Linked DNA regions of Mus musculus: region 2 is linked to region 1. The links are chromatin contacts, found by Hi-C in ENCODE. All regions are on one chromosome and are shown on one strand. Each heading gives the region's core, a stretch centred on a gene start or an enhancer-like site at or near the end of the contact. The rest is flanking DNA. Distances are from core to core; before and after follow the strand shown. Region 1 holds the start of Pik3r6 (phosphoinositide-3-kinase regulatory subunit 5). Region 2 overlaps Pik3r6 (phosphoinositide-3-kinase regulatory subunit 5).

Region 1 (2,700 bases), core at 42-2,541:
AAACCTGTGGGCTTTTTGCATGCTAGGCACGGTGCTGTGCCACTGAGCAACAGCCCCAGCCCTCCTCAGCTTTAAAGGAAACACCATTGCAGCCCTTGTCACATAGGATGGGCAGGAGAACTGTGCCTGGTAAGACATGAGACCTGCCCGGAGCTAAATCAATGAATGAGGATAGTCCCACACTGCATCTTTTGCCACACAAAGTCTCTAGGTCTCTGCTCCCTCATCCTCAATCATATATCTACTGACCTGCCTCTGAGATTTGCACTCTGGGCTCTCTCCTCCAGGGGTGCTCCAGGGCCAGCCTCACCTCTGCATATAAGCCCTCCCGATCTCTGAAGCTTCATCCTGATCTCACCTCACTTTCCCTATATCTGTCTCCAAGTCCCGGCTCACCAGCAATTTTTTGCCTTATATTACTGTATCAGACAACCAAGGCCTTGTCTCAGCCCCTGGAGCAGGAGGCCAACAACCTAAGAGCACAGATGCCCCTCCCTGTACCCCCTCCTGGTCTCTCTGTGAGAGTGTGAGTGCACGCACACACACACATACACACCACACCAGCCAGCCCTGACAGTCACTAAATACCCAGAAGAGAGATGGACAGATGACGTCTTGGAAGCAACATAGACAGGGATTCAGGATTCTCCCTGCTCGCTCATTTATTCTGTGACCTGCTGCGATTTACTTCCCTGCGCTGAGTCTTGGTCTATTCCTGACCCAAGATGGGCATTGAAGCACTTACCCACCCAACCTCTAGTTCCTGAAAGAATCACAGCTATACAGCATTGGCCTTACCCTATTATCGCTAACAGGCACAGAGTTCGAGGGGTAAAACAAGAAAGGTCTCCTCACAAGATCTTGGGTCCTCTCCTCATTGGAAAATAGGTTGAACAGAAATAGCTGGCAGGTGCTCTTACTGTCACAGCAGGACCAGCCTTCTGAGACGTGGGCTCCTTAGGGCTCTTCATCCACCAGCCGCTTCCATGTTGAACCTCATCTGGGTCCAGCCCTGTCTCTCCCAACTCCCTCCTCAGACACTCTGCCCCAGTCAGAACCTACCTTAGCTGGACCACAGTTGTCCACGTCCCCAGACCCTCCAGCCAATGAGCTCCTGAGGTCCTGTTCAGGAGGCCAGCAACCCCAAGGACCAGATGTCCCAAAGGAGCCAAAGAGAGCTTGTCGTCCTGACTGTCCACTCTAGAGATCTGCAGAAAAAGTTCTTCCTCACACAGCTAGTCCTGTCCCTCCCCTTCCTTCCCCTTCCCCTTCCTCATGGCCCACAAAGCCCCTCCCAGGCATATCCTGCTGAGGCTTTTTTTTTTTTTTCAAAGAAGTGGGTGTGGTCACTCACTGTCCCTGGGGGTTCCTTATTCTGGCCTAATGCAAGTGACCTGTCTGGAGGGATGAACATTTCCACAAGGGATGGATATGTCCACTCTCATGCTGATGAGGTTCTGAAGCAGAAATCTAGCCTTTCCAAAGGTCCAGGTACCCCACTTATGTCCCATCCTACGGTGGGCATGAGGGACCAGATGTCTGTTAACCTCCTGACATCTGACATGCACAGGCTGAACTATTTCACACCAAACCAGCATCTCTGTCACCTCAGAACAGAAACCCTGTGTCATCCCAGCATCTGTCCCCCACATTTGCATCTTAGACCACATCAAGTCTGCTCAGCACTGCCTCCCCAGCCTGTGGGCTCTGTCCTGAGCTGTGACAAAGCCTGTCCTTGAGCCACTTCCTTAATCTCACCCCTGAGTAGCTCCTCACTGCAGCCTCTCCGCACCCTAGTGAAGGTTCTTAACTACCCAGGCTGCCAGGTGTGGTGGTCCATGCCTTTGATCCAGATGCTTTGGAGGCAGAAGCAGAGGCAGGGGCAGAGGCAGAGGCAGAGGCAGAGGCAGAGGCAGAGGCAGAGGCAGAGGCAGAGGCAGAGGCAGAGGCAGAGGCAGAGGCAGAGGCAGAGGCAGAGGCAGAGGCAGAGGCAGAGGCAGAGGCAGAGGCAGAGGCAGAGGCAGAGGCAGAGGCAGAGGCAGAGGCAGAGGCAGATCTGTGAGTTCAAGGCCAGCCTTGTCTACATATCCAGATCCAGACCAGCCAGGGCTGCATATTGCTAGCCTGTCTCTAAACAGACAAACAAAAACCATCGAGGCCATGGGACTCTCCTTCCAATGTTTTTCTTGGGTCATCTCTCTTCTCGGGGAAGAATAGGAAACAGGGCAAAGGGGCAAGAGGAAAAGCTGGGCAGGAATGTCAAGAAGGGACCAGTGGTCAGTGGTGGCAAATGTCAAGGCTAGGGAAGGACAGTTTGGGCACTGAGAGGAAGCTCCACCTCCTTGGCCTCCTCTCATTCCACCTCCCTCTTCCCCTCCTCCTCTATCTCAGACTTGAAATAAAAAACACAGGAACATCTCCAACACACTTTTTAGGCCTCTTTTAAAAAGTCACAGACTCTATGGTCACATCCTATTGGTAAATTGGCTCTGGAGAGTGTCAGGCAGATCAATAGTGATACTGTCTTTGAAGCACCTAGATCCAGTCATGCCTAAAACCCTGTTGCCTAATCTACTTCTAGTCAGCTCATCTATGTGATCCAAATTTCCCTGCCTTTTAAAGATTAAAGTTTTGATTTTTTTTTTTTTAATGTGGGCTTCTATCGCTTGCAGCTTTGGAAGTACTGGTTTTTATTTGTTT
Region 2 (2,700 bases), core at 133-2,632, 42 kb before region 1:
GTCAGGTTAAGTGTTAAGTGAAGTTGAGAGAAGCCATCAGAGAGCAAGAAAATGGGTGAGTCTCATACCTTGATCACTAAATGTCAGCCAAGGCAAAGCCAAGGGGCAAGGTGGTCAGAGAGGCAATGAGGATATGAGAGCTGCTATGTAGGAGTCTGGTTGAAGAGCAGTGGTGGGGATGACATGTGTGGGTGAATGTGGTTGTTAGGGGTGTTAATTCTCAAATGGGCTGCAGATGGAAGGAAGACAGGGGCTCCGTGTCTGCCTTATACCACAGAGTCTTTGCGTTGCCCACATTGATTGGAAAGTCCCACGGCAGGTGTGAAGGGCCACCATCAGCTTCCCCTCTCTGAGTACTTTCCCCTTGGGCTCCCTTACCAGCTGCCTGTCCCCGCCCCCCTCTAGTCCATACAAACTCACCGTAAATGACCTTCCTGCCAGATTGGAGGACTTGACCACCTCTGTCACACTGACGTGCAGACAGGAACAGTCTGTGGCAGAAGCAGCATTTGGTGAGGTACAGTGGAAGAACCCTGAAACTGAGAGAAATGGGGGGGGGGTTATGTGAGTGGGAAGCTGGAGATTCTGGGTCCTAAGAAGACCCTGTATGTCTGTCTTCCCATTCTGCCGCCAGTTTACCCTCAGCTCGCCTGGAAGTGACCTTTTATGAAAGTATTATTTCTTGAGTTTCTTCCCTTTTATGCCAGTTGTCTCTGTAAGAACACCGATGCTGGAAGCAAGGGGATGCCAAGTTCGAGACCAGCCTGGTCTAAGGAGGAAGGCCACAAATAATGTGAGCAATGAATGACACAGGGGGAAAAATCAGCTTATATAGACATAGCACGCCATCAATATTAGCTTTCACAAAGAGCTCCTGGGTCCCTGGAAGGACAAAACGTGGTGACACAGACTACCAGAGCCAAACACATTTTTCAGGGGCTTAATTTAGCAGCACTCTGTTAGGTGCGGGACATTTTTTTCCCCTGAGCATGTGAACTCTCTGAGACAGATATTATCAGTATTCCTAACTCCTTCCTGAGGGGAAACAGAAGCAAAGAAAATAACTTCAAGGTCACCTCCGCAGGAGACTCAGAACAGGCTCTGAACCAAGCATGTTCACTCGATGCTCCTCTCCGCTGTCCCCCAGTCACTCCATTTCATTCGTTCATTTATTTTTATTTTGGAATAATATGTAAATCCAACATTTCCCAGGGGAAGGCTGCCAGCTCTGCAGGCCTAATTCAGAGAGGGGGCGCTTCTGCTCCCAGGTCCTTCTACCTTCCAGCTTTGGGAGCCAGCCTCAAGGCTGGGATAGCTAGCTTGTCAGCCAGTGGACCACCTGGGGGCTGGGGTCCTGCTTTACTCAAGGCTGCCTGGTTTCAGCCAACCACCCTCTGACCCCTGCCGAGGCCCCGCCCAGCTGCCGCCTCTCAACCTTGGCTTCCCTATTTCTTACCCTTTTTCCTCCTCCCTGATTTTCTCCTCATCCCTCCCATTTCCTCACTCTGCATTCCCAGCTCCTCACCTTCAGTGTCACCAGCTGGAATGGCCTTCAGGACCAGCCCGGTGGCCCGCAGAGAAACAGTGACCTCTCGTGGTCTGTGGCTGAGCAGGGCCTGGGGATGGGAATTGAGCAGAAGAGGGAGTCCCGAGGGCTTTCCTTTCCCCTGCATCTTCATGTCTCGCTTCTCCCAGGCTTCCACCCTACCCTGAGGTTCTCCTTGGGTACTGATACCAATAAGGGGCATATGGGCAGAGGCTTAGCCATTCTTAATCCCCAAGGAGCCAATCAGACGCCTAGATAGGTAGTTCACAAGGAAGAAGGTTCTGAGCAAGAAACTAGCTTGCTTTCCTTCTTTCTTTCTTTCTTTCTTTCTTTCTTTCTTTCTTTCTTTCTTTCTTTCTTCTTTCTTTCTTTCTTTTTTCTTTTCTTTTCTTTTCTTTTCTTTTCTAAGCTGAGGTCTCACTATATAGTCTTAGCTGGCCTCAGGCTCACAGAGATCCACCTGCCTCTGCTTTCCAAATGCTAGGCTTAAAGACATGCACCAGTGTGCTCACCCAACCTCTAATTTCTTAGAGCACACTGCCTCCTTGTCTACATGTAAGGTCAACCTCGTCCCTACACCATCGTTGCAGATTGCTCTGGAGGCTGAAAGAGTCTGGTGGTATCTTCAAGAAAGGCTGGGGGATCCCTTTGGCTCTGTCTACAACCCCCACCCCCACCCCAAAGGCTGGTTTTCATTCACTGTGCCTCCTAAGTTTTTGTTGGTTATGCCAGTGACACTGACCTTCTGGTAGCACATGGACAGCTCAGCTCCTGTGCCCTCAGCTGCCCCTCTCCTTCGAGGTGAAGAGCCCTCTGAGGGAAGACAAGAGGGGGTAGAAAGTGAGAGCCCCTTCCCCATGTCTCCCAGGCATAGCTGCTGGATAGACAGGGCAGCTGTTCCTGGATGGAGAGGCAACATCTGAGAAGATGGCCTTTCAGTCTGGGAGTGCCCTGAGACAGAGGTAAGTGTGGCCCTGGCATTCAGCAGGGTCCCATGACACAGTAAGGTGACCATGGGGCTGACATCTGGTGAGAGACCAGAGAGTGAGGGTAAGGGGCAGCTGAACCAGGGTGAGCTCTGGGAAACGGGGAGCAGAAGCTCACCTTTGGGGGACTTGGAGTCTTGGATCTTCACCTTCAGCTCTGTGAGGAAA

What was found. A loop is a pair of places that touch in the nucleus more often than their neighbours do.
Region 2: a map of CH12.LX shows a loop between it and region 1 (1.8-fold over the local background). The contact joins the enhancer-like site here to the promoter of Pik3r6 in region 1. A Hi-C loop is called at or near these places in 9 of 37 maps with a recorded cell type or tissue (CH12.LX, T-helper 17 cell, adrenal gland and 3 more).

The regions. Positions count from the first base shown.
Region 1 is chr11:68,501,610-68,504,309 of GRCm38, reverse strand. It overlaps Pik3r6 (phosphoinositide-3-kinase regulatory subunit 5), which reads right to left and starts at 1,291. Exons shown (of 20, transcript NM_001081566.2): 1 at 1,063-1,291.
Region 2 is chr11:68,543,636-68,546,335 of GRCm38, reverse strand. It overlaps Pik3r6 (phosphoinositide-3-kinase regulatory subunit 5), which reads right to left. Exons shown (of 20, transcript NM_001081566.2): 15 at 2,651-2,700; 16 at 2,289-2,359; 17 at 1,526-1,616; 18 at 421-539. Among named protein-coding and RNA genes, the nearest start is that of Mfsd6l, 11 kb to the left of the region's middle. Within about 2 kb of position 1,382, at least 2 of the 3 ENCODE cell types and tissues checked have a DNase peak (open chromatin) inside an H3K27ac peak, as active enhancers do; they include heart, where a contact is called at or near this core.